Regions from separate parts of the Homo sapiens genome. Here region 1 is linked to region 2. A link is a loop called in an ENCODE intact Hi-C map of the cell type or tissue named here. Cell type or tissue: Calu3. All regions are shown on one strand. Each heading gives the region's core, and the rest is flanking DNA. Links, peaks and the distances in the headings are about the cores only. Region 1 has its middle 230 kb from the start of METTL4. Region 2 has its middle 130 kb from the start of METTL4.

Region 1 (8,343 bases), core at 137-8,136, 100 kb before region 2:
ATTCTTTTTATTTTGGATACTCTCAATAATGGCCACAACACCAAATTTGAACCTCAGGGGTAAATAAAGTATCCCAATTCTCTAGAATCCCCACCCTTCTCTACTCTTCATGGACCGACCTAATGGCCCAGAATATCTTGAGATTCATTTCTATAAACAGAATTCTCTTTTTCTATAGAGAATGTTATTAAATGGTTTGCCCATGGCCTTAGCTATTTAAAAATTATCTATGCTCAAAATATATTTCTCCTTGAGGCGAAGAAGACACCACCCCATCACAATCTAGCTAACTTTATTACACTGTCTTATAAAATGCATTGTCCAGAAGTTCTAAAATCCCTACTTCTCCTCACCTTATGAAGGAAAAACATATAGGGAATATTTCTGGGAAGAAGATTTGTTACTTTTAAATTACAAGTATTTCTGAGAACCAGTGCTGTAGGTTTAAAAACCACAAGTTCCCTGCAAAAATCCAAACAATTATCCTCAAAAATGTATCTGTTAGTACTGCATTACAAAAAAATCATCACTGTAAAATCTCTTATATCCCTCGCACAGTGCAAGGTGGGAGCTTGATAGGAATTAAACAATTTAAGACACTTTACAAATGAAGTCTTTATACGTGGTATTTGGTTCGAATGATCCTCAGAAATCTTTTTTTCAATATGTGACTGAAAGCATATGTTGTATTTAATTATATAAAATATAATTATGGTATTGTAGGTAGAGAAGACTGATTATAAGACAGTAAGATTTCATTTTTCTTTATACATATTGTTTAAACATATTTTTTAAAAAACAGTCTGGAGGTCCTACATACTAAACTGGTAATGGTTGTTATCTCTGAATAACAGGATTGCAGGATTTGTTTTCCTTTTTTTCTTTGTGCTTTTTGGTATTTTCTAAATGTTCTAAAATGAGCATGTATAAGAATAGACCATTATTTTTAAAGATATATGTGAAAAGTGTGCTTAACCCTTCTTATTTTTTTCTGCTTCTATCTGGTCTCTCGGAGTACTCACCTGCTAACTGCCACATTGCCAGTTCCCACTCAAACCATCCCCACTGCAAAGACTCCGTAGAGATGATGAACACCAACGCTAATTACCTGTGGATAAATTTTGAAAATTCAGATTATCCTAAAGACATCCACACATACAACATGAGCAGATTTTTTGCATTTTTCTGAGCTTATAGAATCCCTTCTGAGTCCGATAATCAAAGATATTCTCAAACATTTCACTTAAAAGTTGCAACTATAAGAAGTAAATATGTTTAAACTTCTAATGATTTGGGCTGAAAATACACATTGGTACATTGGTAAACAAAGAGCTAGATATAGTCATTAAAAACGAAAGAAACCAGTCTGGTGTGGTGTCCCACGCCTGTAATCCCAGCATTTTGGGAAGACCAAGAATGGCAGATCACCTGAGGTCAGGAGTTCGAGACCAGCCTGGCCAACATGGTGAAACCCCATCTCTACTAAAAATACAAAATTTAGCCAGGTGTGGTGGTGGGTGCCTGTAATCCCAACTACTTGGGATGCTAAGGCAGGATAATCCCTTGAACCCGGGAGGCGGATGTTGCAGTGGCTGAGATCGTGCCACTGCACTTCAGCCCAGGCAACAAAAGTGAAACTCTGTCTCAAAAAAAAAAAAAAAAAAAAGAAATAAACCAAAGACCTGGTTCATTACTACCAAACGAAGACCTTGTTTATTACTACTAAATTGTGCTCTGCATATATGCACATTAACTCAATGAGGGGAAATAAATGCAATTTCTGTACAAAGCCTCCCATGGTAGATCAAGAGTCACCAACTAAAAGATGCATAGAACTATTCCCATATTTAAACTTATATTTCCACTGTTTTATGAAAAAAAAGCCTGACTTGCAATATAGCTTTCTTTTATAAAATGTCTATTACTTATTTAGTTGAAATTTTCAAGTGCAAATATCACAATGGCCTTGGGTGTTATATTGGTGCAGGTAACCTCTTTTGCTTTATGTCTCTTTATGATCTTTTATGAATATTGATATTAACGGATCAAAACTGCAGGTTCATGAATTCAGAACTGTGAACTTCTGCTTTCTATTATCTGCCAGCCACCAGCTACCTTACTGGCTAGTCACTTTACCTCTAGAACTGCTCCTACCATTGTAAATGAGTAGGCTGCACTGGATTATGCTTACATTTTCTTCCAGCTCTAGATTTCTCAAAATCAAAGAAATATCTTCACTCTATCTTTAGTTCCTTCATTTTATAACTCTAAAGGGGAAAACGATCTTTCAGCTTTCTAAGTACATCTAAATGCATTACCTCACTTGCCCCCTCACCACACTCCTGCAAGGTAAAACATCTCTTCTGAAGTATCTCTCTGCAGGTGTAATAGACAGAACACAGAAGACTGGCCAGGTATTGGGCTATGTACCGTGCATTCAAGAACTAGTCAGCTGAAGTTCTTGGACTCATCTAGCTAGGCATTTGCAGTCTGGTAACAACCTTATGATTTCTACCTAAGTGGCACAAATATGTGTAGCTTAGCACAGCACAGCTCACCTTGTTTGACCTGCTCCTTTAAAATAACCTGGTCCAAATGCCTCCCTTTATAGATGAGAATCTAAAGGTCTCTCCCAAAAACACAGTTCAAAAGCATTGTCTCTTTCTATCTGAGTGTCTTTCTTCCTCAATCAACTGTGCCCTTCCAGAATGAATAATTTCCTCCAGGGGCCAGGGAAACAGAGGAAGTAAATTCCACTGAATCCCTCTGTAAATGGTGTGTAGTTTTTCTGGTTGTCAGGTCTTTCCTTTTAAAGGTCACTCTTCCTTGGTAAGAAATTTTCTGATGCAATTGTTGGAAGTAAACTGAGTTGTTTACAGAATGCAGAAGATATGTGATGTGCATGGATGCTTTTCTCTGTAGTCTTTTTCATTTTTTGATATCTTATATACATTGTAAAACTTAGAAATATGAAAAGTATGACAAATAAATAAAACTTATGAAAAATTATAAATAATACTTTTTAAGTCAACATTTTATCACATAAGATATGCTTGTCCTGTGGATAACTCTGCAGTTTCTTATCTTACAAAGGTCATACTCAATGTTTTTAACCTAAATACCAACACTCTTATCCTTGCTCTCATCTTTCTTGTATTCCTCACAGACAGTGAGGGAACTTCTTGCCCAGAAGGAACCTGAATAGAAGGTGACCAACCCAGTAGAATACACCACAGCTCAGGAGAAATGAGCAGATAACAATAATAACTAAAACTGTGGAGCATTTACTTAATGCCAGGAAACTGCTCTAAGTGTTTGATTGTATTAATTCATTTACCCTCCAAAAAACCTCAGAAGATGGGGAATGGGTCCTAAAAAGTACAGGACGCTGGACACAGTCAATGGAGACAGAGACAAGGGACAAGTTCTGGATGAGCTGGAAGGTGACAGTACACAGTGAAGGCAAGGAAGCAAGGCAGAAGAGAGGCGAATGTATTCCTTTTCCCCATGTGCTCACGTCCCCCATACGTACCCACCAAGGACACAGCTGAGTAACTGATACCTAGTACATGCCCAATAGTATGTGAGTTGAATGAAAAACAGTGCAAAGGACCCTTTATAACCCACTGGTCAAAGAAACTAAAGTTGGGTATGACTTTCAAGGTCACCTGGAACAGCCATCCATCCATCCACCACATGGAGGCACTAGCGAGCATCGACACTAGTCTAGTTGCTTTCGAAGTCCATATCCATTATTACCTAGTGAGGAAATTATTATTGTTTCTGTTTTACAGACAGGCACTAGCAAGCATCGACACTAGTCTAGTTGCTTTCGAAGTCCATATCCATTATTACCTAGTGAGGAAATTATTATTGTTTCTGTTTTACAGATGAGAGAACTGAGACTTGACAGGATTAAATAAATTAACCCTTGTAAGTTTACATACTTAATAGGTAGACCTATCTGGATTCAAAGCCAGATACTCTAACTGCAAGACCAACACCCTTTCCACTAAACCAAACTTTGAATTTACTATAGAGAGAGCAATATATGATCAAAGTACAGGAAAATGTATAGGGTTTATTGAAAATGGTCAGAATTTCATTATGTTTATCTTAAATTTAAGGAATTTCACATTGCAAAATATGAATGTAATGATACCGATTTGAGATAAAAAAGTGTAAACTCTACAGCTGAATGTTTTACATCATTCAACACTAATTATTTTAAATATCTGGATCTAATTTAGTTAACAATAAGAAATATGTTGTTACAGCATATAAACTATAATCATATTCTCTCTTTCCTCCTTCTGTCCCTTATCTTAAAGATTTACCCACTATAACAGAATATAATAGCAAATTATGTATAAGTAGAAATTCAATCTTGGCCAAAATTGTAGTCCCTAGAGTTTAGACACCCACAATGTGTAGTATATTTCCCTTTAATGTGCCATCATAATTTTAATTTGGGGGAAAAAATAGAATTTTTTCATAGAAATCTCCTCTAGTAAGGCAATATTAACTGTTCAAATTTTCTGAACGTTTAGCAAAGCTGGGAAAAGATTACACATATTGATTAACTCATTTATTAAAGATCAGCAAACAAAATTAAACGTAGTTCACACTTTTTCCATTGTCATATCTTTAGAGATTCTAAAGAAAGAACATGGTTTTCCTGGTGATTAACAAACTAGGTGTAGCTTTCGCCATAGACTGGAGGCTAAAGAGGATGTGGTCTAGAAGCTTTCCTAGAAATCAGGGGGCAAGCTTTTGCTATCATGGGCTCCATGTTACCACAGTATAATAGTTCTGACTCAAGGAAGCAACAGGAAGAGGCAGGTTTTCCTAGTGACCATCCCTGTAACATTCTTTTAGAAAAGATTTTAAGAGGCAAATATTTTAGACCTTGACCACACAATACAACAGAATTGACCTTTTTCAGAACGGTTCTTTATTTTTAGAGGAAGGTCATTTTAGGATTGGTTTAAACATAAGATATCTATTTGATTACAGTTGATTCAATTCCGCTATGAAAATGTCTGAAGTTTTGGATTGACTGTTCTTCGGGCTTATTTTTCTGTCTAGACATAACCTAAATGGCAGACGACAAGAGGCTCCGTAAATATCAGTTGTATCTGCAAACCGAAAGGCGGCCTTGGGCCACACATTTGTCATTTCCACCACACTTACACAAAGAGTATGTCAATCTCAGCCTTGCTCAGCCCTGCTCAGTATCAGGCCCTAAAGAGCTTCAGCTGGAAAAAAGTAGTTACATTCAATCTTTGTGTCAATTCTAACCAAATCTGTTGGATATTTAGCACCTCGCCTTCTCCAGGAGGTGAGGAGAGAAACTAGTCAAGTGTCTGCAACTTGAGCTCCTAAAACAGCTACAGTCAGGACTCCAATATCCTCAACACAGCTGGATATGCCCACACTAAAAAGTGGGCTGGAACTAGAATTCTGTTTGACTGGGGCCCCAGCAATCTGCTTCAACAGATCTTCTCTCTGTTCTGGAACTTTCAACTGCTGACTGGTGTCTTGCTTCATCCTGGACACATTACCTTTTTGTTTGTTTGTTTGTTTGTTTGTTTGTTTTGAGACGGAGTCTCGCTGTCTCCCAGGCTGGAGTGCAGTGGCGCCATCTTGGCTCACTGCAAGCTCCGCCCCCCGGGTTCCCGCCATTCTCCCGCCTCAGCCTCCCGAGGAGCTGGGACCACAGGCACCTGCCACCACGCCCGGCTAATTTGTGTGTGTGTGTGTGTTTAGTAGAGACGGGGTTTCACCGTTTTAGCCAGGATGGTCTCGATCTCCTGACCTCGTGATCCGCCCGCCTCAGCCTCCCAAAGTGCTGGGATTACAGGCGTGAGCCTCCGCGCCCGGCCCACACATTACCTTTTATCCAGAACTTTACTGCAACCAGCCCCTAAGTATTGTGTGGTCTCCTCCTGCTCTGATCCCCACCCGCTTTGTAAAGTAATGTGATCATTATATAATCAGAGTTATTATACAACTTATTGGACAAGATGACTTAATTGTTGTGTCAGTCCAAATGACCCGGCTAATCTGCATATTCTTTATTCATCATTAAAATGAACAGGAATTTCCCAGCTCTAATAGTATTCTATTGGGTTGACTCAAATAAAATCTGCACCAGCAAACCCACCCTCTGACCCATATATACCTTTCCGATATAGTCGGAAAGAACATTTGTTACATTTCTCATAGCAATAATAATATTGTGGATCATTCCTCTTCCTTTCATGGAACACTTGCCAATAATGTTTTCTTCTTCATTCGTCTCCTCTGACTCTTTTGCTGTTCAATAGCAGGCAGGGAAATTTAAAGTCTTCTCTACCCAGCAAGGATCGCTAAAATGAGAGCTAACTCAAGCATCTGACACTTCCTGCCATGTTCTCTCTAGCCCTCCTAACACCCAAGAAACTCACTCTATAAATTCAGCGGTCTTGACAGAGGGATGGAGTTCTACATGACATGTTCATTAAACTAAGTATTTATACGCCCATTATGTAAACATGATATATCATTCCCCAGCTCTGAGGCAGCTGCATGATATATATGGATATTCACTTAAAGCCTCAGCTTTATGAATTGTATTCCTTGGAGATACCAGCAGCTCCAACAACTAGGTACACAGTCAATAATTACTTTCATCTTCCTCCTTTTATTTACTCTTTAAGAGATTCATTAAGATGAAGAATGACTGCACTGCTTTGCTAAGCCTTTTTGATTACTTTCCTAATTCATTTATCATGAACTTTGGAACTATTAGTTTAGTTTTCACTACTTCTAGCCATCTAGAATCTTGTTTTATTTAAACAAGGTTCTGCATCCTCACTGGTTTTCTTCGGACAGGCCCTTTGGCTTATACACTATTTATTCGAAGTGACACATGGTAGAATTTTTCCTTTATAAAGATACACAAGAGTGTAATGCGCATGGTTACTGAGAGTTGCTATATGTGTTAAAATTGGTACTGGATCACTCACAAAACTTTTTAAATCTCTATTCAATGCTATAGTCTCAAATCCCTCCACGAAGCGGAGCGCTAAAGGGAGAAGGGTGGAGAGCACATACAACAAGCTAGGCCTAGTTCCAAATGCCATTGCACACAACAGGGCACTTAGTTTTCACAGCAACCCTGCAAAGTATGTAATACTACATCTACTTTACAGATAAAGAAGTTATGGCTCAAAAAGAACAGTCACTTACTCAATTTCATGCAGTAAGTACTGAGCTTAGAATAACTGCACTAAGTGGCTGGTGCCTGGTTCTGTTGACCTCTCCCCTCCCCTTTGATAATCCTAAGTACTCGAGAGTTCACCATATGCTAGATATACATGTAAGTCACTCGCATGAGATAAAGGCAAAGGTCCACATCACTTACACTTCTCTCTTCCTTTACCTTTTCTTCAGAGGATACCTACCAGGTACCTCTTACTCATGACAGACATGAATACAACTATATCAATGAAAACATTAAATGTGAATGGATTACAGAATCCAATCAAAAGGGAAAGATTGTTAGACTGCATAATAACATAATTCAACTATATGCTATCTACTAGAGACACACTTTAGACTTAAAGGTATTAATAAATTGAAAGCAAAAGGATAGAAATGGTTATATCATGCAAACTACGATCAAAAGAACACTGGAGTGCTATACCACTATCATACAAAATATGCCTTAAAACAAAAAAGCTAGAAATAAAAGGAACAATTTATAAACGTAAAAGAGACAAACAATCAGGTAGATATAACAATTATAACTATATGCACATAATAGCAGAATACCAAAATACACAAAACAAAGACTAACAGAAACGGAGAGAAAAATGAACAACAGTAATAGCTGCAGACTTTATTATCCCACTTTGAATAATGAATAGAACAACTAGACAGAAGAGTAACAATTAAATAGAAGGCTTGAATAACACTATAAACCAACTAGACCTAAAGGATATTTATAGAACCTTCCATCCAACCACAACAGAATAGATATTCTTCCCAAGTACACATAAAACATTCTTCGGGATAGAGCACATGTTCAGCCATAAAACCAACTGCAGTAAATTTAAAACAACAAAAATAATACAAAGTGTATTATATGACCACCATGGAATGAAATTAGAAATCAGTAACAGGAAAAATTTTGAGAAACTCACAAATATGTGAAAACGAAACAACACGTGCCTAAATAATCAATGGGTTGAAAAAGAAATAAAATGGAAAGTCAAAAATATTTTGAGATTAATTAAAATGAAGACACAACATATCAAAATTTATGGGACGCAGCTAAAGCAATGCTTAGAGAAAAAT
Region 2 (8,343 bases), core at 102-8,101:
TTGTTTATATGTGAAAGCCTGGGGAAAGGTTTGGAAGAATACATACCCAACTGTAAAAATGACTTTCTCACAGAGAATTGTGGCTACTGTGGGAAAAAGGAGCTTTGATACTTATTCTGGATACCTCTGTGGTGTTTGAAATTTTCAATAAGAATGATATTTCTTGCCAAATTACACACAAAGTAAAACTACAGGCCAGGCGTGGTGGCTCATGCCTGTAATCCCAGCACTTTGGGAGGCCGAGGTGGCCAGATCACCTCAGGTCAGGAGTTCGAGACCAGCCTGACCAACATGGAGAACCCCCATTTCTAGTAAAAATACCAAATTCGCCAGGCATGGTGGTGCATGCTTGTAATCCCAGCTCCTTGGGAGGCTGAGGCAGGAGAATCACTTGAACCAGGAGGCAGAGGTTGCAGTGAGCCGAGATCACACCATTGCACTCCAGCCTAGGCAACAAGAGTGAAACTTCATCTCAGAAAAAAAAAAAAAAAAACACAAAGTAAAACTACATAAATGTTTATATGCACAACTTCTCGTTTAGTGTTTTCAGCTAGAAAACATCAAGGCTAGATTACAGACCAGCTTTGGAGCAGTCTGGAATCAAGTTCCACCCTCATCCTGATTAAACATGTAACCTTAGATGAATTATCAAATCTGAATCTATGGACTTCAACGTCCTCATCAGTAAAATTCAGAGACTGAGTTCAGTGATATCATAAGCTCCTTCCTGCCTAAGTGTTTATGATTTTACTATGAAAAAGGAAGACTTTAAGTCAATAAAACATTTCTAGATTCTCTTTTCTTGGTAAGTTCTTTGTGTCTAATCAGAGATTCTAATTACTTACACACATACCTCAGGGATATTGCAGGTTTAGTTCCAGACCACTGCAATAAAGTGAGTCACACACTTTTTTTGGTTTATCAGTACATATAAAAATTATGTTTCCACTATACTGTAATCTACTAAGTGTGCAATACCATTAGGTCTAAAAAGTGTACATACCTTAATTTTAAAATACTTTATTGCTAAAAAATACTAATGATCATCTGAGCCTTAAGCAAGTTGTAGTCTTTGCCAGTGGAGGATCTTGTCTTGATGTTGATGGCTGCTAACTGATCATGTTGGTGGTTATTGAAGGTTGGGGTGGCTATGAATATTCCTTAAAATAAAACAACAGTGAAGTTTACGCATCGATTGACTCTTCCTTTCATGAAAGATTTCTCTGTAGCATGTGATGCTATTTGATGGCATTTTATCCCCAGCGGAACTTCTTTTGAAATTGGGGTCAATCCTCTCAACCCTGCTGCTGCTTTATCAAGTAAGTTGATGTAATATTCTAAATTCTTTTTTGTCATTTCAACAACATTCACAGCATCTTCACCAGTAGATTCCATCTCAAGAAACCAATTTCTTGGCTCATTCATGAGAAGCAACTTGTATTTGTTAAAGTTTGATGATGAAATTGCAGGAATTCAGTCGTATCTTCAGGCTCCACTTCTAATTCTAGTTCTCTTGCTATTTCCACCACATCTGCAGTGACTTCCTCTACTGAAGTATTGAACCCCTCAAGCCTCCCACGAGGGTTGGAATTGCTATTTTAACCTCCTCTCATGAATCACATAGTTGTCCTTTATAGCATTGAGAATGATGAGTCCTTTCCAGAAGGTTTTCAATGGACTTTGCCCAGATCTATCAGAGGACTCGCTCTCTATGGCAGCTACAGCCTTACAAAATGTATTTCTTAAATAATAAGACTTAAAAGTCAAAATATTTTTTCAATAGAGATCTGTTTCATTTACACTGAAAATCTGTGGTTTAGTGTGGCCAACTTCATCAAGGATCTTAGTTAGATCTGGATAACTTGCTGCAGCTTCTACATCAGCACTTGCTGCCTTATCTTGCACTTTTGTTATGAACAAACCTCTGCTAGTTTCCAACTTTTCTTCTGCATCTTGCTCACCTTTCTCAGCTTTCACAGAATTGAAAAGAGCTAGGGCCTTGCTCTGAATTAGACTTTGGATTAAGGAAATGTTATGGCTGGTTTGATCTATCGAGACCACACAAACGTTCTCCATGTCAGCAATAAAGCTGTTTTGTTTTCTTATCGTTGGTGTGTTCATTGGAGGAGTACATTTAATTTCCTTCAAGAACTTTTCCTTTGCATTCACATCTTGGCTGACTATTTGATGCAAGAGGCCTATCTTTCAGCCTATGTTGACTTTCAACATTTCTTCCTCACTAAGCTTAATTATTTCTCTGGCTTTTGATTTAAAGTGAGAGACACGTGACTCTTCCTTTCACTGAGAGACCATCATTGTAAGGTATTATTTGGTTTAATTTCTACACTGTTTGTCTTGGGGAACAGAGAGGCCTAAGGAAAGTGAAAGACATGGAGGAACAGCTGGTTGCTGGAGCAGTCAGAACACACACATTTATTGATTACATTTGCCATCTTATATGGATGCAGTTCATGGCACCCCAAAACAATTATAATAGTAACATCAAAAATCACTGACCACTTGGCGCATGCCTGTAACTCCAGCTACTCAGGGGGCTGAGGCAGGAGAATCACTTGAACCCAGGAGGCGGAGGTTGCAATGAGCTGAGATCACACCATTGCACTCCAGCCTGGGCAACAAGAGCAAAACTCCGTCTCAAAAAAAAAAAAAGAAAAAAGAAAAAAAACAATTCCTGCTGTGGGAAAAGAGCACTGACAGACTTGCTCAACGCAGGGTTGCCACAAACCTTCAATTTTTTTTTAAAAGTACTGCAAAATACAATAAAGTGAAGGGCAATAAAATGAGGGCTGCCTTTATGTAATTCAAGATATTCCAATTTCATATACACATGCATACCATGCACTTACACATACACATACATTCTTCAGGAGGAAGTCAAGACCAAGGTCATCTTCTGCAGCCCTCCACATGTTTGCCTGCAATATTTTAATGACATAAAGTCTTAGCTTTGTTGCCAGGTGTGAGGAAGTCATGATAAATTTTTACCTTTATTCACCCTTATTCTGTTTTGACCTCAACTGGTGTATTGCAATTCAATTATGGCACTAACCACCTGGAGTTAGCAGAGACCCCAAAGTTACAGGGCAGAGTCCACAACAAGACTGCCTTCACTTCATATCAGCTGGCTCCAGTTCTGGGTGATTTCCACAATCCCGCTAACTCACTAGAGTGGCTCACGAAACTTTAGAAGGCATTATATTTATGATCACAATTTTATTATAAAGGATATAACTTGGGAACACTTAAATAAAGACACACATAGAATAAAGTGTAGGGGGGTCTCAAGTACAGAGTTTCTCTGCCCTGTGTTCATGGAATCAGTGCCCATCACCCTCCCAGAACATCTGTGCATTCACCAGCCAGAAAGCACCACTGAGCTTCGGTTTCCAGAGTTTTTGCTGGAGTTACATTACATAGAGATGATTCATTAAATAATTGGCCACATGACTGAAGTTGATCTCCAGCCCTCTGTTCCTCCTCAGGGGTCAGGCTGACTCCACATCTCAACTCTTTAATCACATAGTTGTCCTTTCTGGTGAGCAGCTCCCCTCCTGAAGCTACCTAGGGGCCCACGGTGAACCACCTCATTTGCATAAACTCAGGGGTGACCCAAGAGGCTCAAGAATAACAAAGATGCTTCTACCACTTGAAAAGTTCCCATGGTGTTAGACGCTCCATGCCAGTAACCTAGGACAAAGATTAGACACATTTTTAAATTATACAACTCCAAACCTTCTGGGGATAGTATTTAAATTTGACAACCCCAGCATTTTTGTTATCAATACAGAACTACTAATGACATAGCATCCTTAATTACATATACCTAATTTAGTGACTTTCAGCTAACAGTTTACACAACAAATTTGTGGTTGCTTTATCTCTCTACGGTCCTGAGAGGAGGACAGCATCGTGGTTAAGTGCTGCAAGCTCTAGAGATAAAGTTATTGGGTTTAAATCCAGGGCGCTTTCATGTCTCAGTTGTTAAGCAAATTCTCTTTCTGTGCCTCTTTTCTCCCTCTGTAAAATGGGAAATGAAAATTATACCCATCTCCAATGTTAATTGTTAGGACTAAATGAGCTAATCTATGCCAAGTGTTGAGGACAGTGCATGGCACTTAGTGAATGTTCACTATTATTATTGTCATAATGAAACTTGTAAATACTGTTTATTAAATGTTTCACCTTGACACATACAGCTTTGTTTTTCCTTTGTATAAATTTAAGGGTTACAAGTGCAGTTTTGTTACATGAATATATTGTGTAGTGGTAAACTCTAGGCTTTTAGTGTAACCATCACCCAAATATCATGCATTAAACCCATTAAGTAATTTCTCATGCTTCACCCCCTCCCACCCTCCCACTGTCTGGGTTTCCATTGTCTATAATTCCACACTCTATAACCTTGGTTCCTAGAGCTTTCATACTATCCAAATTATCTTCAAAATTGAAAATCCTACCCCACAGTTGAATATATCATCGAGCTCCAAAAATAAAGGGGCTGGACTAAATAATCTGAATGTCAATTCTGATTCAGAAATGGTATAATTATATAGCTGGCCTCCCGTCATCTAAAAGAATTCTAGTTCTGTAGTCTAACCGGTGTGACTTCCTTATACATTCCTTAGAATCCTAAGATAGTGATTCAGAATTTCTCTGTCAGAATTATACTGAAAGTATGAGGAAAGGAGCTCTGCCAGTACATCCCAGGCAGGCTCTATTTCAGGTCAACAGGGCTAAGGTATCAGACAAAAGTTGAGGACATACCCAGATCTGCAGACTTCTATCAAGGTAGAAAAGATCCATTTTCTCTTTCTACAAAGAAAAGTCTACTTCATCTTCCCCCCGCCTGAGAGCAGCAAATGCAGTCTGCCCTCTGCCAAACCCATCCTTTGTTATTAAACAACATACCTCTGTGTTTGCCTTTTGCTTATCTTTTTTTTCTGTCTGCAATTGATTCACAGCACCTGATGTGACAGATCATCAGATTTTATTAAAACCATTTAGAATTTCTAGCATCCTGCCATCTCTTTGTGCCTGATCTTTTCTTATTATTTCACCTATAGGCTAAAATCCCACAAGTTATAGCTCAACAGGAGAAAATTAAATCAAACAATTTCTTCATTTCTTTTGATTAATATTTTGAAGATGAAAATAATGTTTTGCTATGGTATCTTTGGAAAGCTAATATTTGATTGTTAAGAACGATTCAAGCTTAACGCCGAAGAGGTATGGTTCTTAATTCACATCCAAATAGTCAATAAGTAATCATTTCCTTACTTTTTTTATGTATTAGCACATCTGCAATGATGTAGTCCATTCATAATGACTCAAAGAGATAATAGAGCAGAGAGTAATGACAATAAAGAAGTTTGGATAGAAAACTAAATGACAAAATAGCTTAATAAAACACATAAAAATAATAGAGAAAATGAGAAAAACCACTCTTAAGATTTAAGAATGAAATATTGTACTGGGAGAATGCTGTCTATATCATACATCTTGATTTTAGACACCTTCTCCATTAAGGTGTGAGCTTATTGGCTCATGTAGCTGAAACACTGACATTTTGGCTTCATAAAAGCAGAATTGCATGGATTTGTGGCTGGCCATCTTAATGACGTACCCAGAGGGTCAACTAACTAAATATACCTAAATACCCCAAAGTAAAGGAAGGACTTTTGTGCCACACAGAGTTTTAACCTTGTTCCTATCTCATTCAACATTTTATAATTTTTTATCTACATGAAGACAGATGAAGATATTTTTATTAGCTTCTCATAAAAAGCCAAATGATTTCTTGGTATGTTGATTGATGGGCTCAATATCAAAATTATGCTGATGGTATAGGGAAGTTTAAGCTTTCCCTCTGAAGTTTCCATTAATCAAGTCTGCTGAAATAAACTGACAATAAACAGATTAACAGGAGAAAAGGCGTACAAATTTATCAGTGTGCACAGGGGCCACAGAAAACATAATACTCAAAGAAGGGCAAGAAAGTTAAAGCTTAAATACACTCTTCATAGAGTAGAGTAGAGCAAGGGGTTAAGCAATTTTCGAGGAAGAGGAAATGGTTGTTAGGGGAAATAAATGGGCCCCTTCGAGACAAGTTCCTCTGAGTTCTGTGGGAGGTGGAGACATGCTATGGGAAGATGGTGAAGGCAGAGATGAACTGCAAACAAAGGTTGTCTTTTTATGCAGATAAAGCATCTCAAGTAATATCCCTGAAAAGAATCGTTGAAAGAATAGATGAAAAGTCTGTCAGTTTGGTGGCCTAGGTGTGAAGACTTTTAGTTTCCTCTCCTGCAAGATGATCAATTGTCTCTGGTGAATGTAGATTCCGGGGTGGGGGGTTAATACAATTGCATTCCTTCTGGATGAACTTCCCTCAGTCAGATAAGGGAACTTCAGAAAGAGCCCCTGCCTATGCTTCAGAAGGGAAAGGGGGAGGAGGAGAAGGTCAGAGAGAGATCTTGGCTCTGAGGCATATTTCTGAGGCCTTTCAGTCTTCTTTGTGGAAAGCACTCCACATGCCAAAGCACCACATTTTGGAGTATTGTTTTCTGAGCCCCAATAGTGGTTTCCAACAACGTCATAAAAAAAAATAAAAATTAGATAAGAATAAATGTAAAATTCTGCATTTAAATTGGATTTTTTAATTACACAAATATAACATGGGGAGGTATGCTTTGAGTACATTTGTTATGAAAATTACTTGCTAACTTTGATAAGGATAAAACCAATATGAGCCAAGAGTATAAACCAGCCTAAAGAGGATAATAAAAATTTAAGCTTCATTAGTCAAAAAAGTGGTCCAGATTAAGAATTTGAGAATGTTGTATGCTCATGGTGTTGAAGTTTTGGTTCTGTTTTGGATAATTATCACTAGATGATTAAAAGGACTGACTACCGAGAGTATTTGATTTACATTTCAAATACAGAACTAAGGTTCTTTATCATTTACTCTGCCACAGGCAGGTTTTTCCTTGCACTGCTTAGAAACCAAGGAGTTTATTTCTCTCCCACCTCAATTTATTCTGAAAAACCAAAAGAAGAAAATGAGGAGAGGGAAAGAAAGGGCATTGACTTTTCTTCTTGTTCTTAACATACTTAGCAATATTAAAGGTCAGAGATGTACCCAGAAATTGGAGGCAAAAACCATCTTTGAAACTTCTCCAACCCAGAATGGCTTTTTAGAGAATTTTATCTCCTACATTGGATAGAATGAGCTACCTGGGCTGTCTTCCCCTTATGCAGTGTGAAGGTGTGTAGGGGACCTACATTCCCCATTTGTCTTGGTACTCTGGGCCTCCTGCCTAAATAGTTGGTTTTTATAGACTATCACAGACAGTTTTTGTTTGGGGTATTGTATGTCAGACTATGCCACCCCAAAATATGCCACTGTGGCATAAGAATTATTTTGAGCTGAAGGCAATTGAGTGTCAACAAAGAGAGTCAAACTGTAAAAGATTTAAAAAGGTTTATTATGAACCCAATATGAGTGACTAAAGCCCAAGACCAAGTCTCAAGGGGTCCTGAGGGCATGTGCCCAAGGTGGTTGGGTTAGAGCTTGGTGTTTGTTTTTTTGTTTGTTTTTTGAGATGGAGTCTCACTCTGTCATCTAGGCTGGAGGGCAGTGGCACAATCTCAGCTCACTGCAACCTCTGCCTCCCAGGTTCAAATGATTCTCCTGCCTCAGCCTCCCGAGTAGCTGGGATTACAGGCACCTGCCACTGTGCCCAGCTAATTTTTTGTATTTTTTAATAGAGACGGGGTTTCACCATGTTGGCCAGGCTGGTCTCGAACTCCTGACCTCGTGATTTGCCCGCCTTGGCCTCCCAAAGTGCTGGGATTACAGGCATGAGCCACCACGCCCGGTCAGAGCTTGGTGTTTTAGGGAGATGTAAGCCATCAATCAATACCTGTGAGGTATACACTGGTTTGGTCCAGAAAGATGGGGCAACTTCCAGTGGGGGCTTCCAGGTCATAGGTAGAATCAAAGATTTTCTGATTGGTGATTGCATTGAAAGAATTAAGCTATTCTCTAAAGACTTGGGATCAACAGAAAGGAGTGTCTGAGCTGAAAAAAGGGGTTGTGGAGACCAAGGTTCTTATTATGTAGATGAAGTCTCATAGGTGGCCGCCCTTAGAGGCAATTGATGGCAAATGTTTTATATTCAGAACTTAAAAGGTGCTAGCCTCTTAGTTAATCTCTTCAGGATCAGAAAAAGACCTACAAAAGGAAGGAAAGAGATAGCTTTGCCAGGCCTTTTCAAAATAGGTCAAAGAATTATATTCTAGGGTAAAATACTTTAATTTCTTTCA

What was found. Peaks named below come from ENCODE experiments on the same cell type or tissue, not always from the same donor. Only the 100,000 strongest peaks of a DNase experiment are listed, where the experiment ranks them.
Region 1: it touches region 2 in a loop (2.6-fold over the local background); 1 of 110 quality-filtered maps calls a loop at or near these places.

Annotation. Positions count from the first base shown.
Region 1 is chr18:2,334,048-2,342,390 of GRCh38, forward strand. No RefSeq gene overlaps it. Among named protein-coding and RNA genes, the nearest start is that of METTL4, 230 kb to the right of the region's middle. In Calu3, for the core only: a CTCF peak has its summit at 3,709; a DNase peak (open chromatin) is centred at 3,704.
Region 2 is chr18:2,438,286-2,446,628 of GRCh38, forward strand. No RefSeq gene overlaps it. Among named protein-coding and RNA genes, the nearest start is that of METTL4, 130 kb to the right of the region's middle. In Calu3, for the core only: no CTCF peak of the experiment used is centred there; a DNase peak (open chromatin) is centred at 4,786.